Regions from separate parts of the Homo sapiens genome. Here region 2 is linked to region 1. The links are chromatin loops, found by intact Hi-C in ENCODE. Cell type or tissue: A673. All regions are shown on one strand. Links, peaks and the distances in the headings refer to the core of each region. The heading gives the core; the rest is flanking DNA. Region 1 has its middle 140 kb from the start of GNAI1. Region 2 has its middle 72 kb from the start of GNAT3.

Region 1 (9,423 bases), core at 3,028-8,027:
CTGAGTTCCTGATAACTTACATTATTGATAATCACCATTAAACTGAGATTCTCAGCACCATACAGTCAATCTACAGTTGGAGGAAAAATTGTGAAATCTCATCTCTTTATTTCCAGGGATTGTGAAAATCCTGAGTCTTTGTCTTTAAAGAAGAAATTAGAGGAAGAAGGAAAGAAAAAGTATTTAATATAGTTGTACACATTTTAAGAAGTTGTATATAGTCATATCATAATTATTTTCATTAATTCATTAATACATTCAATTTATTGTATACTTGTGTACAAGGCACTGTGCTAGGTACTGTCGGGGATAATAAAAAAAAGAAATAGAATAATATTATTGTTTCCAATAACAAGCACTTTTGAGTGCTTTCAATGTGCTGGACATTTCTTCTGGGCACTCTTCTGGCTCTGCAATCCTCACAGCTACCCTGTGAGGCTGGTACTGTTATTACCCTCATTGTATAGAAGTGGAATCAAAGGCTCAGAAAGATTAAGCAAAATTTGTCAAGGTCTTACAGTGAGTAAGTGTGAGATTACAACCATATTTGCCTGAATCCCTAGTTCTACCACACATGGTTGACTACTTGCTTTGATTCTATCAGATGGCAGTTTGAAAAACTAATGAAATCATTTATTTGCATTTCTGATTTCCTCTGTTTAAAGTTTAGGGCAATGGAATGTGAGCATTTTTTTTTCTACTGCTAAGGGTGAAAATAAATAAGCAATGTGTCAAATATAATAGGCATGAATAGAGACATAATAAGCCCAAGTAAATAAAATAAGCATACCCAGCTTATTTCTAGTTTCTTTAAAACGCCTGAGGAAATACATCATGGAGGCATAAAGCTGTGCATTTTCACCTTGGGTAGGCAGGAAAGAGATGCTATTTTATTTTTTGTTTCTGAGACTGGTCTCTGCTCAGGTTGGTCTTGAACTTCTGACCTGGGCAAGAGACACTATTATGAACAAGGTGAGCAGGGCTGGACAGAGACGCATGCCTCCTGCTTCTTCCCTGCTCAGCCAAAACCGTGGCAAAGAACTCTCTCCTCTGCCGAGTAAAGCACATAGTCCATAGAGAACTGAGATCAAGAGTTACTTCAAAGAAGAATAGAATGATTTAGTAAGGGAGGAGGAAACATTTTTCTCTGTGTACATGTGTGCATATGTGAGAAGTTTTATAAAGTATTTTTCTTAATTTTATTTTTAAAACATTTAGTAAGATAAATATAACTATGAAAAACATTTAAATTAATGTGTTTAAACATGCTAATGTCCTGTGATCCCAGCTTTATGATAGAATTTCCTCTTTGATTGACTATGATTATGTGATATACCAACTCTTTATTCTAAGCAAGATATATGATAAGAGCATGGAATGTTTGCAATACTAATGACTTACAAATTATATGCAGATTATTTCTGAAGGCACGAGACTTTTTTTTCAGGTTCCAGTAATGGGAAAGATGGGAAAACACCCAGCAATTGACTTCACGCCAGAAAAACTCCAACTGACTCATTCTACTTAATTGCTTAATCTAAATTATTTCTCCACAGTAGCTTCACAAATATGGCTTTGAGTCTTTTTTTCCTAAGGATTAAAACAAATTGTGGTGACCCACTGAAATTACACAAATTAGGGTAAAAGGAATGTAAGTTGCATCACACAATACTAATATTCAGTGATATAACTTTAAAACATGCATTCTCAATGAGAATGATATCTCCGCAAGGGGGCAAAAACTGGTTCTTGGGGGAGGAAAAAACTCTACTTTTTTTATGTATAAATCACTGATATATATACAGTATATCAAAAATACATAACATACTTATGGTAATACAATTTCATGGGACGTGATTAGACGTCTAATCAAGTCTAATCATGTCTAAAAAGACGTCTAATCATGTCTAAAAAGGTAATAAAGGGGAAAAACAAAATGTTGAAAAACATTGTTTTAAAATATATCTCCTAAATCTCGGCCAGTAAGTCTCTTCCATATTGCTGTCACTAGGTGAAGAGCACATATTGCTCTCCTTTCCTGGCCTTAACCCTCTTGAAAGCCAGTGATAAAATGCCTCACCTCCAACTGCCTCTAGTGAGGTTGTACATACAAAATTATGGACAAGAAGGAGTCCAACCAGCTTTCCTTTCCGAGGTCCTGCGTGCTAATTGATTGTGTGTGCTTGATGCCGAGACACTGTGAACTCGAGAAAAGAGACACTTTAATATCTCTGAAATCAGGATGTGTTTTACCATCAGTGGCATCCTAGATGAAATGAACAATAATACTTTTTGTCATCACTGTGAGCTGAATATTTTTCTCCTAAATTTACTAAAGTTTAATTTAGACTGTTTGCATCTCTAGTCAATAGCAAAATTTACTCCATAGCCTTTTTTGTTCATACTCCTTTTATCTAGAGCAGGGTATTATATTAAAGTTAAATTGGGATATTTGCATTCATTAAATGGCCTGGTTAATTTAAAAGATGTTATGATTACATTTTTGTTAGAAGTTATTTTGCACCGGTTGGTCCAGCTGTTTTTTTTCTAATGGTACATCTTTAATCACCTTTTCAGTCTCCTTTATGAATTTCAGCTCTTCAACTGCTTGGATAAATTTTAATAACTTATATTTACCTTCTATGTTGTTTGGTGAATGTGTTTATGAGAGTTGCCTCAAACTATATTTTTAAATTATATACTGTAATCTAACCTTGCTGCTGCTTTTCATCTTCCATCTTGTTATCTGATATGAACATTACCACTCCTACTTTCATTTTGCTTGAATTTGCAGAGCATGTTTTGACCCATTCCAGTATTTTCAACCTTTCTATATCATTTGCTTAAAGTGTGTTTGTTTTTTGATAATCCAAAATGACAATCTTATATTTTAAGGGGATAATTCAGCCCTTTCTTATTTTAGTACGAAATTTGTGTAGTTGTTTTATTTCTATATCTTATGTCACACTGTTTATTATATTTTGAGGTGTCTTCTTTTTCCTCTTTTTTTTTTATTTTGCTAGTTTCATTTGCTATTCATTCTTTCCCCTCCCCCCTTTTAAAAATTAGAGACAGGGTCTCGCTATGTTACCCAGGCTGGTCTTGAACTCCTGGGCTCAAGCAGTCGTTGCCCCTCGGCTTCCCAAAGTGCTGAGATTCCAGGCCTGAGTCACAGCACCTGACCCCTTTCCCTCCCTTTTTAATGTTAAGTTCTGCTGAAATTGATTTTATTAAGACTTATCTTCCCTTTTCTAGTGGTCATAATCATACGTGCATTTTCTGCTATTTTCTGGAAACACAATGTTAATTTTTAATCACAATCTTAATTTGGTAATTAATAAATCAAAATGCTTTATTCCTCCTTGTTTCCCCCTAATCTGATAAGAATTTTAGAAGACTGAGTCTCCAAAACTTATTTGCTGAAGCTACTTCCTTTCTAGCAAAAGGCCAACTGTATTCCACCTAATGACCTCTTAGGAATTTATAAAAGAGGAAACACATCAAATCTAATTATCATGCCAAAGAGAGATATAAAAACCACATGGTAGTCTATATATAGATGAGTATACATTACTGCATATGTTTTTGCAATCATAAATTCAAAATAAGACATCTGAATCTATAATTACAAGCCATACTGTAATGGAATCTTTAGTATTTATTTTGGTTCACTGAACTTAGTGACAAAATACAATGTAGCTAAACAGTGAATTTTGTTTTATTTTAACAGAATATTAGGAAATTTAAAAGTTATATGTATAAAGAAAGTTTTATGGCTATAAAGAGGTATAATTTCCCTGAAAAATAAGTATAGCAAAATATATGTTTTGTTAAAGGAGAGGTTGCTATCAGTCCACTCTACAGTAGTCCAGTCTTATCCAGGAGGGATGTGTTCCAAGACCTCCAGTGGATGCCTGAAACTGCAGGTAGTACAGAACCCTATATATGCTATGTTCTTTCTTATACACACCTATAATAAAGTTTAGTTTATAAATTAGGCACAGTAAGAGATTAACAACAACAATTAATAATAAAATAGGGGAACTAACACAACATACTGTCATAAAAAGTATGTAAATGTGGTCTTTGTCTCTCAAAATATCTTATTGTACTGTAATCGCTTATCTTCAGGCTGAAACTGGAAAGTGAAGCTGCAGCTAGGAAGGCAATGGGCCAGGCGTGGTGGCTCATGCCTGTAATCCCAGCACTTTGGGAGACCAAGGCAGGGGGATAACCTGAGGTCAGGAGTTCAAGACCAGCTTGGCCAACATGGTGAAACCTCATCTCTATTAAAAATGCAAAAAAATAGCCAGGCGTAGTGGCACGCGCCTGTAATCCTAGCTACTTGGGAGGCAGAGGTAGGAGAATTGCTTGGATCTGAGAGGCGGAGCATGCAGTGAGCTGAGATCGTGCCATTGCACTACAGTCTGGGTGACAGAGTGAGACTCGGTCTCAAAAAAAAAAAAGGCAATGACTATATTCCCATATGCTAAGCAAACAATTCAGTAGCATTAAATTAATTAAGCTACTACTTATAATTTCATACTTTAGAAAATAATTTGTTTAGTTAAGCTAGTTTAACTTTATTTAAACTCGCAGATAAACACATTATGGTAAACCCATACAATGGAATATTACTTGGTCATTAGAGGGAATGAAGCAGTGATGCATGCTACATGGATCAATCTTGAAAACATTATGTAAAGTGAAAAAAGCCAGACACAAAAGGTCACATATTGTTTAGTTCCACTTATATGACATGTTCAGAACAGGCAAATCTACTGAGATATAAAGTTTTATAGATTACTGGTTATTTATGGCTGAGGGAATGATATGGCTGAGAGGATGGACCAATGAGGAATAATAGCTGAAGTTTATAGGATTTCTTTGTGGTGATGAAAATGTTCTCAAATTGACTGTGGACATGGTTGTACATGTCTGTGAATATATTAAAAATTATCGAATTGTGAACTTTGAATGTTTGGATTATATTGTTTATTAATTATATCTGTGAATAAATCTGTCAAAAAACCTTCTTAAAGGTTAGTTGCAATGGAGAATCTGAATCCATTTCAATGAACATTTCATACTTTGCAACATAAAATCAATTGATCTATCCAAAGCATGTAAACTTTGATTGGATCTTTGACTTTGACTGGCAGACACCCTAAAAGGGTCTCAGAGACAGCCAAGATCCCCAAACTGCAGCTGGAGAACTGTTGTGTTAAGCTACAGAGTTTGAACTTCAGAAAGGTACAATTTGTTTTTTTTTTTTTTTTTTTTTAAAAAAGCTCTTTCTCAACTTGTGTGAGTTCCTGGAGTAAACTATTTCTGGTTAGGTTGGAAGTAATATTCAAACTTTTTTTTTAGATAGAGTACAAAAACATTTACATTTCTATCAGTCTAGAAATAATGGCAAATGCATGTGAGATGCAGGTCAACTAAGGAGACTAGTGAGGCTGGAAATGAAGATTTTTGGGAAAAAATATTGGATGCTTTTACAGATAAAGCATTTAATACCATGAGAAAGCTGTCTGAACTCAGATAGTTTTGGAAATCTGACTCTGAGTAGTAGTGGGAGAGAAAGAAAAGCTGGATACAGAGTAATACCGCAGGCAGAACCCAGGAAGTTCCTTGTTAATGTTCACCAGACACAGGGAAAATCATTTCCTTAAGAAACAAAAGAGGTGGGGTCCACGTGACTATCCTTGACGTAAATTAACATTCTTTCTCACTTAAAAAGTAGCAATAAATAGCTCTTACTTATATAGCCAAAGGTTAAAGAGTGAATTTTAAAAACATTTTAATGTAATAAGTTATCTATTTTTATGCATGTATAGTCAGGAGAACAACAAAATTGGGCACAATAAAATTGCTGTATAAATATATTGTACTGGAGTAGAAAGAGCAAAAGATAGAAGGCATAAGAAAGATGGACAAGTTTGGGGTAACCATTGCATGCCAAGACTTGATCATTCAGGAGCAAACTTTCCCAACTACTCTGCCAGAAACTCAGTCTCCCGTTGTGATAAAACAGTCTTCACACTCTCATATTTCAGAGCTGACATGTGTTTTATCCTATTTATTCACTCACTCAAGCCACTCTATTATTTAATGACTAAGCCTTCAGAGGCCATTTAAACTTCAGTTTATGTGCTTGTTTGATCCTGGCACAAATACCTTAAAGGTTAATTTAGATTTTCATCGTTTCACTTGAATTTGTTTCTTAATGAGTCATCCTTTCAACTAATATTTATGAACTGTGTACAGGGTGTTACTATAAACAGCAAACTTGCTCTTCCCTTAACAAAACACACTTATAAAACTTTTATCTTCGGGTAAGACTATAAATGTGTGTATACATACCACAGATTGGTGTGTGTATGTAAATACCACAGATTGGTATGTGTAACAGTTTTTAACTTCATAGAAATTATTGCTAGATAAAAAGGTGGTTTTATTGAAAAGGAGCAGCACACTCTCTTTTTCTAGAACACACTGATTCCTGTGAAATAACTTGCAGTATGAGATTGGCTGTTCTTGGACCATATTACAAAAGAGCTTAATTATTAGAGTAAACAAAGGTATGTATTACATAGAGCTCTCATTTATAAAGATGGGGGTCAGAGCTTGGGCCCAAAATCTAATACAGTATCTTCCAAAATTGATTTATGTTCACTTCGGTTTCTCCAACTAAAGAAATATGATTTCATAATATTGAACAATACTCTTTAGTTTCTATGTGTCTTCATTTCTTACTTAAACTCTGTATTCTGGCTTTTATGATTCAATTGTTAGATTAAACAACTCCAACTTTGGTTCCAGGTTTTATGTTTGAAAATTCTGATGTCAAAAATGAAAGCACATTTTCTTAGTTCAAACAACAACAACAACAAACCACAAAGCAGGTTAAATGTATTTCTCTGAAATTAACTGTCACCCTTTTCTGAAGAGTGAACTGTATTTGGATTGTGTGACAGAATGTGCTCTTTTAGTCATGATTTATTGCTGTTGTTGAGACTGCTCTAAGAATGCGATTTCAGGGTATTCTAAAAAATGAATATTATTTTTTAGAAATGTGCATTCAGTTTATTTACTCGTCTGCTTGGCCAGATGATAATATCAGAATGACACTGCAAATTTTTTTGTTATCAGGATTTTAATAAAAATGAAATACAGATAATTCAGGAGTTAGAAAAATTTATTTATTTATTTATTTATTTACATGGTCAAAACTAAAAAGAGAGGACTGCAAGCAGAATCTTGGCTAGAGAAATGCCAGACAGAACTGAACATGCCGAGCACTAGTGATAACTGTAACACTGAAGGAGTGAATGGCACTGTAAAATTGTCTTATGTGCCTTTCATTTGTTTCTTTGATATGTGCCCATTATTTTGCATAAACATGCAAAGTGGAATGTAAACTAGAGTCATAAAACCATAAAATTCAGATCTGGAATCTCTTAATTTTAATAATGAGAACCTCGGACTAATTAGTCAATGTTAGGTCTCTTTATCCACATTTTTCACATATAACTTTATGGAATTTTCAATTCCCTTACACAGATATGTAATTTTATAGACCTCATTATTGTGATGTACATCACAGTGCCAAGTTGACTTTGTTTTCTAATAAAAGCTTTCCTTGCCCTTTTAATTTTTATCTTAGGAAGGAAATGATTGTAAAACTATCTAAATTAATACATTGCCCTTTGGAACCATATTATTGATGCCTCTTAAATAATTGTTTTGTCCTTTAGTGAGGAAACAAACTCCTCTCCAGTCATTTTTTTCTTTGTTTTTCTATTAAAATGATTCGAATAGCCTTGACCTATGTGTGTTTATCAAATGCTTGTTGAGGAGTTATCGTCTAGACTAGCTAGTGAGCTTAAGGACTGAAATTGTGGAACCACAGCTGACGCAGCGCTTGCCTGTGAAGATGCCTGCCAGAAACTATGTTCAAGGTTGCTCCATAAATAGTAAATCTTTTTCCTGTGTAGTCTTTAATAGGAGCTTAAAATGGATTTGTAGAGGGCCCTGTGGATTGAACAACAGGAAATTTTAACCAAGTCATTAATAGCTAATGATGTGAACTGTAGGCAACTATCCACCGTCAGTCATAGGAGTAAGAGGAGACAAAGGCCAGATCAAGGAAAGGGAGGGTGGCAGCTTTTACTGCAGCAACTTCTCACTTCCTGCCTAATATATTTGTTATTCCAATGATAAACATAATTCACTGGCTCATTTACTTTTCTCTTTATTTATTTATTTATATATTTATATATGTGCTTATATATTTATAGTTAAATAGAAATGTTTATTTCTAATAAATACTTCTAAATTTATTGTGTTGTTTCCTTGTGTTTTATATTACTTTAAATAACCATAAAACAGCTTACATATTCCTTTTTACATTTGAAGCAAATATTTGTTGAAATGTACTCTGTTAAGAATCACATATCTGATAAACATCTTGTATTCAGAATATATAGAGAGCTCTCAAAACTCAATAGTAAGAAAAACAACTCCGTAAAAACAGTCAAAAGATTTGAAAGGACACTTCACCAAAGAAGGTAAATATACACATGAAAATATGCCCAATTTCATTAGCCATTTGGGAAGTGTAGGTTAAAACCACAATGAGATACACTAGGTATTTATTAGAATGTTTACAACTGAAAAGTTTGACCAACCAAGTATTGGAGAGAGTGTGAAGGAAGTGGAACACATGTATATTGCTGGGAGGGAATGTAAAATAGTACAACCACTTTGCAAAACAGTTTGTCGGTTTCTTCAAAATATTATACCTACACCTACTGTAAGATTTAATAATTCCACTCTTCGGTATTCAGTCCAAGAGAAGTGAAAGCTTATGTCTATACAAATACTTGTATATGAATGTTCAAAGCAGCTTGATTTGTAATTGTCTCAAATTGGAAACAACCCAAAGGTCCATCAATAAGTGAATGGATAAACAAATTATACGATATCTATAGAATTGAATATTACTCAGCAATAAAAAAAGAACTACTGATACTGCAACAACTTGGATTAATTTCAGAATAATTATTCCAAGTGAAAAATATGACAGTGTTTTCCCAGAGACAATAGTGTTACAGTATGATTCTGTTTACATAAAATTCTAGAAAATACAAACATATCTACAGAAAGATTATTAATTGCCTGGTGACATGGATGAGCGACTTCAAAGGAATACTAAGAAACTTTTGAGAATAATATACATGCTCATTAACTTCATTGTTATGATATTTTTATGGGTACATACATATAGATATGTAGTGTGTCAAAACTAATCAAATTGTATATTTACATGTGCCCAAGTTATTGTATGTCAATTATATCTCAATGAAGCTTTTATGTGACCTTCTTTGTTTAGTAATTTATTAATAAACACATCTAGAC
Region 2 (9,423 bases), core at 2,256-7,255, 160 kb after region 1:
CTGTTTATAAAAGCCTTCCTAAAAAGATAGTCGTAGAGCAAATTGGCTGTTATGCCTGAATGTGGAATAACGTAAGAGTTTAATGGAGAATTGTCTCTCAACAAAAAGCAGTTGGACTATCCTCAATGTATCTATAAAGGTGACTAAGTTCAGAAAATTAAGGAAGTTTATAGAGTTTGTGACATAGTTTGGATATTTGTCCCCCACCAAATCTCATGTTGAGATGTGATCTCCAGTGTTGGAGATAGGGCTGGGTGGGAGGTGTTCCGGTCATTCAGGCAGATCCCTCATGAATGGCTTGGGACATCCCTTTGGTGATAAGTGAGATCTTGCTCTGAGTTCACATGAGATCTGGTTGTTTAAAAGTGTGTGGCATCCCCCACCCCCCACCTTCTCTCTTTCTTGTTCCTGCTTTTGCCATGTGATATGTCTGCTCCCTCCTGCTTTGCCTTCCACCATGATTGTAAGTTTCCTGAGGTCTCCCTAGAAGCTGAGCAGATGCCAGCACCATGCTGCTTCCTTAAAGCTTGCAGAACCATGAGCCAATTAAACCTCTTTTCTTTATAAATTACCTAGTCTCAGGTACTTCTTTATAGCAATGCAGGAACCACTTAAGATATTTTCAGTTATCTGAGAGTTACCCTTGAAAATGTATAACAGGCTCAAGGTGATAGTTCCGAGAATTTAGCAGCACTAGTTGCAGGACTTTGGAGCATTAACAGATACAAAGACTAGTTCAGGTGATACTGAGGCGATTGCTAGTTTTCAGATATTACAAGAAGGGTAGGTATTTCATGAAGCATGAGAGAAAAAAATAAATAAAAGAAGTGTCTTCTAAAAGAAGGAACACAAAACAAGAGAGGGAGGAGGAAGTGGAGAAAAAAGAAAGAGAAAGAGACAGAGAGGGAGAAAAGGTAGCATAAACACCCAATGGGTTAATTTTGCCCACTGCCCAGATAGATCTGATTCATTAAGACAGGAAAATTGCAATAGAGAAAATGTTTAATTCATGCAGGGCTGGCTGAACTCTTGGTGTTGTATATTCTATGAGTTTTGACAAAATGAATGACTTCTACCCATGATTATAATATACAAACTAGTTCTACGGCCCTAAAAATCTTCTGTGTTTTGCCTGTTCATCCTTCCCTCCCTCAACCTGGCAACCATGGATTTTTTTACTGGCTCCAGAATTTTGCCTTTTCCAGAATGCCATATACTTGGAATCATACTGAACATAATCTTCTTAGATTGGCTTGTTTCACTTAGTAATATGGATTTAAGTTTTATGCATGACTTATCATAGCTTTATGGCTTTATTTTTAAGAGCTGAATAATATTCCATTGTACCTCAGTTTGCTTATTCATTCATCTACTGAAGGACGTCTTGGTTGCTTTCAAGTTTTGGCACTTATGAATAAAGCTGCTATAAACACTTGTGTATGGGGCTGGGAGCAGTGATGCATGCCTGTAATCCAAGCACTTTGGGAAGCCAAGGTAGGCAGATCACAAGGTTGAGACCATCCTGGCCAACATGGTGAAACCCTGTCTCTACCAAAAATACAAAAATTAGCTGGGCATGGTGGCGGGCACTTGTAATCCCAGCTACTTGGGAGGCTGAGGCAGGAGAATCACTTGAACCCGGAAGGCAGAGGTTGCAGTGAGCTGAGATTGTGCCATTGCACTCCAGCCTGGGCAACAGAGTGAGACTCTGTCTCTAAAACAACAAAACAAACAAACAAACAAAATACAAAAACACTTGTGTATAGTTACTTACGCCCACATGTAAAAGTACATTTGTGTATAGATAGTTATGTCCACACATAAGAACTCTGATGAAAAAACCAAATAACTAAATAAATAATGAGACATTCCATGTTCATGGATAGGAGTACTCATCAATATGTCAGTTCTTCCTAGCTTGCTTTATAGATTAAACACAATTCCAGTAAAAACCCTAGCGAGTTATTTTGTAGATAACAACAGATTCTAAAATGTATATGGAGAGGAAAAAGTATCAGAATAGCCAACTGAAACTTTACTTCTTAGGATAGAGTGACCTCATCCAAGCTCCTTCAATGTCAGACTGGAAACTGGGAATCTTTCAGAGGCTTTTCAGTGTACTTTTTGTCACTTCTGTGTTTGTAAAAAGGCTGCAGTCACAAAAATAACAGCTAGTTTGATGTTTAATATGTACCAGGTATTGTGTTATGTACTTTATATACATTAGTATACCTCTTATAACAAATCAATGGATTAGGAAACCATTATTAGGGTCATATTAACAATGAGGAAACTGGGTCAGGCATGGTGGCTCACACCTGAAATTCCAGCTGCATTGGGAGGCCAAGGCAGGAGGATTACTTAAGCCCAGGAGTTTGAGACCAGCCTGGACAACATGATGAGACCTCCTCTTTACAAAAAATTGAAACATTAGCTGTGCATAGTGGTGTGTGCTTGTGGCCCCAGCTACTCAGGAGGCTAAGGCGGGAGGATTGCTTGAGTCTAGAAGGTCAAGGCTGCAGTGAGCCATGTTTGCACCACTGCACTATAGCATGAGTGAAAGAATGAGATCCTGTCTCAAACAAACAAACAAACAAACAAACAAACAATAAAGAAACTGAAGCTCAGCATTTAAGTCACAGAGTTACAGAGTTAGCAAGTAGTAAAGCTTAGGTTTGAACTTGTAGTAGAGCCTGGGTTTGAACCCAAGGAGTCTGGCTTCAGATCTTACATTCCTGAGCAATAGGCTGAGTTGATTCATATCACACAATATTACTTCTTTCAAAGGTAGCAGGTGGGAGAAGGAAGGAGTTAATAACAGGATTTCTCTCACTTAATAGTGTCTATGATTCCTCTAAGGGTTTCACTGAATAAAGGCACCTCTCTTATTGCAGTTTATTCATCATAAGCAGAATTTCATAATTTTTCTCCTTATTCTTATTTATATCATGTTGTACTAATCTGTAGAATATTAAAATCACTGTCATTTATTACTCCTGCCTCAAATTTTTTTTCTGAAATCATTGCTGCCATCTTAGAAAACTTACAAATTTATAGCAAAAAATAAATGAGAGTCGGTGGCTCAAGCCTGTAATCCCAGCACTTTGGGAGGCCGAGGCGGGTGGATCACGAGGTCAGGAGATCGAGACCATGCTGGCTAACAAGGTGAAACCCCTTCTGTACTAAAAAACAAAAAATTAGCTGGGTGCAGTGGTGGGCACCTGTAGTCCCAGCTACTCGTGAGGCTGAGGCAGGAGAATGGTGTGAACTCGGGAGGCGGAGCTTGCAGTGAGCCAAGATCGCGCCGCTGTACACCAGCTTGGGTGACAGAGCGAGACTCCATCTCAAAATAATAATAATAATAATAAACAAATAAATGAGAGTGTAAAGAGAGGTTCCTTTCATTCTATTCATTTTGACAGGTCACCTCCTTCTTGTTTAATTCTGTTTGAGATATCAAAGGCATTTATTCACAGCAATGCAAAAGGTATACACTGGGTTTTGAAATTCATTAATAAGTCTTCACCCTCCTTTGGTATAATGGCCCTTGGATTTTATCTTCTGCCATTCATCTATCCTCCAGCTACATGCTTGTTTTTCTCTTTTAATTTGCAGACTCAAAGGAGTGAGTCACAATTTTATCTCCTTTCCTATGAGTAGAATATTTTTGTCCATCCTTAATATAAAAAGTAAAAGTGATAAAGGCAAATTACATGCTTTGATTGTTTTGCATCTCTGCTTGAAAAATTATTTTTAAACCCTTCTTAAATGAAAAATGTTATTAACTAATTTAACACAGAGATTATTTTAAAGCCAGTACACTCCACCTTTCAGTAAATAATGATAAGAATGTTATTGCATGTTACTTGAACTAGTGTACCTTTACTTGGGTTAAAATAGCACACCACGTTTAAAGTAATCGGATGGGGATGATTATAAAGTTTAGAGCACTATATCTTCATGATTTTGAACTAATCTGAATTTCTATTCAAATTTTAATTCTTTCTCCTGCATTTTATGTCATTCTCATTGATTTTTACATGTAGATATGGAGTGGAAAGCCATTATGCTCAGATAAGTCTCATTCAAATTTATTTGATAATCATTGAGAATTGTGATGTTCGGGAACTCTAATGAGCACTTTGGATTCACTATTTCATTCAGCTTTCATAGAAATCCATGAAGGAAGGTATAGTCTTCCATTTTAGTTGAGCAAATTCGGTTTAAAAAAAGTTAAATTTTTTATTGGTGGTTAAATTTTTAACTAAATGGGAGAACTAGGGTGAATCATCTGGTGAAATTAAATCACACACTTACTGAATAGAGGGGGAAGGAGAGACAACTTTCAACATGCTGTGGGGAGGGACAGGACTTATGAAACCTTGGTAGAGAGTGGTGTTAGAGCAGGAACACTAGCTTCATTGATGGAGAGGCTCAGGGTGTATTTAACAGAAAATAAATAAACGTAAAAGAAGTTTAAAAGGACAAGTAAGAAAGTAGAGATGATTGTTATTTTAAATTTGGGACATATAATAGTTGAAGCGTTGAATGTCATTTGAATTCAACACTTCCTTTATCTCTCTCATCTAAAAAGGAAAAGGTGCCACTCACTGCTGCCATCAGCCTCTTAGTCCTTAACTTAATTAACTCATGACTATTATTTTGCCATTACTGTCAGCTGCATTGCTTTGCCAAAGCTTTGTCAGTGATATCTGCATCTTTAATTCCAATGGATATTTTCCAGACCTCAACTGAATTGAGCTTTTTCCATACTTACTACAATTAATTGCTCTTCTCTGATTTCGAAAAATTCTTTCCTGTGTTGCATCACTTCACATCCCCTAGTCTGAATCTTACTTCTTTTATTGCTCTTTCCTTTTCAGTTTCCTTTGCAATATCCTCCTCTTTGCCAAGTAACTATTACAGTTCTAAGGTTATATCCCATGCTCTTTTTGCTTCCTATTCTATGTCCTTAGACAGTCTCATTTGCACCAGTTTTTATTACTATCTACCCTTGATGAGTCACAGATGTCTGTCTCCAGTCCAGATTTCTCCTCTGAGCTCCAAACCAGAATTTCCAACTGCCTGCTCAACTCTACTGGGATATATTGAAAGCCTCCAAATTAATCATGTTCAAAACCATTCTCATCTGCTCTTCCTCCCTTCCTCAAACTCGATCCTCTTCTACTGTTCCCTACCTCAGCAAGTCACAACCATCTCCAAAACGACCCACCATCCCCTACCACATCTTATGGTAATGAATTATCAACAAGATATGTTAATTTGGCCTCCAGAATACATCATACTTCTGTCTGCTTTTCTTATTCTCCTCCCTTAGTGCCCTCATTCAAGTTATTATTACACCCTTTAGAAGCATTTTGAATAGTTGCCCAGTCATATGTACAACCATACTCTTTCTCCCTTTAGTCATTTTCCCACAGGACAAAGTTATCTTCTCAAATTTCAAATCTCATTATACTATCCACTGAGCACTTGTTTTTAAACTAAAGACAAAATTTCTAATGTATCTTAAAAGGCCCTGCATAGTCTAATCTTTCCAACTTCACTTCACTCTATTCTCTCCCTTCCTCTTTGAGCTCCAGCCACTGCAGATTTTTACACGCTCTGTGATTTTTCTCACCTCAGGGCCTTTGCACATGCACTTCTTATAGCCTTGAATAGTTCTCTTCTTTGATATCATAACTGAAGCCTCATTCCCAATTCAAATTTACTTACTCAAAGAAAACTTCCTAACCCCTCTGACTAGATCATCACTTATGTATTATGTACATATAGGATAATATCTATTGCTTTCATAGCAGATAGTGCATTTTATATGTATTATGTTGCTAATTTATGCAATGGCTTTCTTCCTCTTAGACTAGAAGCTCCATGAAGTTGAACTCATACTTGTTTTTGCTCATCATTGCAGCCCTCTAATTTGGCACGGTGCCTATTCTGTATAGCACGTAATGCATATTAAGTCTATGAATGAATAATTGAATGACTTAACATAGTCAAAGTTAGAAAGGTAACCTTTATCCTACAATTCCACTTGAGATACATAGTGTATACCCCTTACTACAGTAACTATTTTAAGAACAGACACTAGTTTTATCCACTCATATTTCCTGCAACTGTCTAAGTTTGAGTACAGTAAGTGCTTTGTTCACAGGTAAACTGAAATAATATAAGTGGAAATAAAACAACACAAACCAGTGTTTTGTTTAGATATTTAATGTTAAAAGCAATGTCTCCCCTACTGCCTAATCATAAGAATCACAAATTCTTGGGTGTTCTTCAGAGCAACAGAATCAGGGTAGAAAACCAGTGAATCTGAATCTGTAAATCTGAGAAACAGCGGTTTAATAGTGCTATATATTTATATTAATAATAGACATAGTGATTAGAAAAAACTGACATCGTTCACACATGTCTTAAGGGAAGCTATGTTCTTCTTTTCTTCTTACCTTCCTTTCTTTCTTCTATCCATTAGTTTATATTGATACAGTCCAAAAATAAAGTTTATTTATGACAGACCTACAAATGTTCTCTTCTTTTTTCCTGATTCATATGTACATTTTGTATTTTATCTGACCAATTTTTTGCTAAGGGCAGAGATATGTTTGTCCTCCTCTGTGATAAGGAAATTATTACTCATGTCTTGAGGTAGGAGAGACACTAGTTAAGGTTGAATGCTGATAGTGTGGTTGTACCTGATAATATATGATTTATCCTAATCCACAATGGTGCAATTGTGTCCCATACATTTTACTGCATATTCTTTTGGGAAATCTTAACCTAAGTACTACCATTTTTCTAGGTTCAACTGTGTGGGCTAAATGGTCTGGAAAATAGCTAGGCTGAGGAAGCCAGGTTAAGATTATTACAACAGCATTTTAGTGAAAAATTAGAGTGTCAAGGAAGAAACATGCTCAGACGAATAACCTCATATTGATTTTTTACAAAGGGACAAGTGGTTTCCAAGAGAAAGGGAGAGAGAATCTTGTCTTTTGTTTGGCATGTTAAAATGATGATAAATCAGATTAATAACATTCTAATGGTTCCAATTTTGGAACAATCAAGATTTCTGCCTGTGTGGGATTTGGGTTTAAACATTACAATTTCATATTTTAAAGATAGCCATCTTTATCTTTTGTAACTTAAAGATAGCCGTCTTTATTTCATGCTCAATTCACCACGTAGAGTTAGGATAAAAGTCAAGTCCCTGAAGAACACTAAGGACTTCTCCTTACCCAGTGCTTTTTTTCCATAAAGAAAATTGCAGTACAAAATCTCTTCCTATATTATCTAAGCTCTATTCAGAAAAGAAGAGTGCTGGCTGCTGGCAGAAGCCCATTATCCAGAAGGTGGCCTTACCAGGTTCAGGACAATACTCCCTCCCTGCGAACTGGCCTTTGTCAGTCATCAAAGCTGCCCTTAACTGTGAGAAAGTCTGTTTCCCACGTATGTGATTTATCTAAAGGGACACAAGTGGTCCCCCATTTCATTGAAATTTAGTTTGGGACCACTTTATGCTGAACAGAATTGAAAATGAGGAAGTAGAAAAGGTCTTTTCCAAAACCACTCACAAAGTCCATGCAATAATGTTATTGATGTTAACTTATGTAATATTTCCCAAACTAAATTTTCTAAAATAAGAGTTGCATAAGTACAAGTTCAAAAAAGAAGGAGTTCTTATACTGTGTTCCTTTTTTGAAGATGCATAGCAGTAAAGAAATATGTTGAACTTTATTTAACCTTGTATGTCAAAATCTTATTTGAGGAAACTAATCCCTTGCAGATTACCACAGACTGGGCGGTTTATAAGTAGCAGAGGTTGATTTCTCACAGCTTTGGAGGCTGGGAAATCCAAGATCAAGGTACTGGCGGATTTGGTAACGCCCAATTCCTGGTTCATACTAGGGCTGCCTGCTCTCTGTGTCCTCACATGGTGGAAGGGGTGAGGAATCTCTCTGGGGCCTCTTTTATAATGGCATTAATCCCATTCATGAAGCCTCCACCCTCATGACCTCATCACCTTCCAAAGACCTCACCTCCAAATACTATCTCAGTGGGGATTAGGCTTCAGCATATGAATTTCTGGGGAACACAATCACTCAGTCTACAGCATGTTAGGTTGAATGTTTGTTGTCTCAATATGAGGAAAGACACCTCATATTGAACCTTAATCATTACACAGTAACTTTTAGGGTGCCCATTCATATAGTTATTTACTAAAAATTGAATGAATAAATGAATGGATTAGTGGATGGATAGAGGATAGATGAACAAATAAATTAATGAATAAAAATAATCCATAGGCCCAACACAATGAATATAATTATCAAATATAATTATGGTAAAGATGGAATAAGAGTTCCTAAAGTCAGATGTTACTGGTAAGATTAACCAATATTTGCAATAGATACAAAAATTCTGTCAGATCATTCTTTTAATCAATATGTTAACCTCTTAGAGGATGCTTCTTCTGAATCTTTTTCCATTTTACCTCTATTTTCTTCAAATCCCTTCCCCTTCCCCAACCACGTCATCTGCTATACTACAAAACCTCTTTATATTTTGGCTGGGAGTGGTGGCCCATGCCTGTAATCCCAGCACTTTGGGAGGCCGAGATCGGCAGATACCTGAGGTCAGGAGTTTGAGACCAGCCTGGCCAAAATGGCAAAACCCCATCTTTACTAAAAATACAAAAAATTAGCTGGGTGTGGTGGTGTGCACCTGTAATCCCAGCCACTCAGGAGGCTGAGGCACAAGAATTGCTTGAACCCGGGAGGCAGAGGTTGCAGTGAGCCAAGATCACACCACTGCACTCCAGCCTGGGCAACCCAGCAAGACTCCATCTCAAAACAAACAAGCAAAAAAAAAAATGAACAAAAACCCCCCACAAACCTCTTTATATTTTTATCATACAACATAATAATTACATGTTAACTGCCCCCTGCATTAATAATTATTAATCTCTACCACGTACCAGGCACCAGGCACTCTTCTGAGCATTCCACACATATTATCTCATTCATTTCTGTATTCTGAGCAGTAGCTGCTATTATTTTCCTCATTTTATAGATGCAGGTACTGAAGAGTTAAGGGCCTCACTCTAAGCTGTGTAGCTAATAAGTGAGAAAGCTGAGATATCAGCCCAGATGTCTAACTGAAGAACCCTTAATTGTCACTACTCTTCTCTATTTATAATCTCTCCACACTGGAGAGGATGTTCCTCTTATTCTTTTTGTCTTTAAAAGCAAGGGCTTTTTTGCTCCTGTTGACTAACATTAGCTTCTCATATACATAAGTTCCTATAACAATGAATAAAATGAAACCCACATGCCTACATTGAAACTCCGACTATTATTGCATTACATAGTAACTATTGTTCATCATAATGATTACAAGACACTA

Evidence for each region. Hi-C counts contacts between places; a loop is a spot of excess contacts. Peaks named below come from ENCODE experiments on the same cell type or tissue, not always from the same donor. Only the 100,000 strongest peaks of a DNase experiment are listed, where the experiment ranks them.
Region 2: it touches region 1 in a loop (9-fold over the local background); 2 of 110 quality-filtered maps call a loop at or near these places.

Annotation. Positions count from the first base shown.
Region 1 is chr7:80,271,978-80,281,400 of GRCh38, forward strand. No RefSeq gene overlaps it. Among named protein-coding and RNA genes, the nearest start is that of GNAI1, 140 kb to the left of the region's middle. In A673, for the core only: no CTCF peak of the experiment used is centred there; DNase peaks (open chromatin) are centred at 5,684 and 6,014; H3K4me3 peaks cover 782 bases; H3K27ac peaks cover 2,275 bases.
Region 2 is chr7:80,435,711-80,445,133 of GRCh38, forward strand. No RefSeq gene overlaps it. Among named protein-coding and RNA genes, the nearest start is that of GNAT3, 72 kb to the right of the region's middle. In A673, for the core only: no CTCF peak of the experiment used is centred there; a DNase peak (open chromatin) is centred at 5,001; H3K27ac peaks cover 939 bases.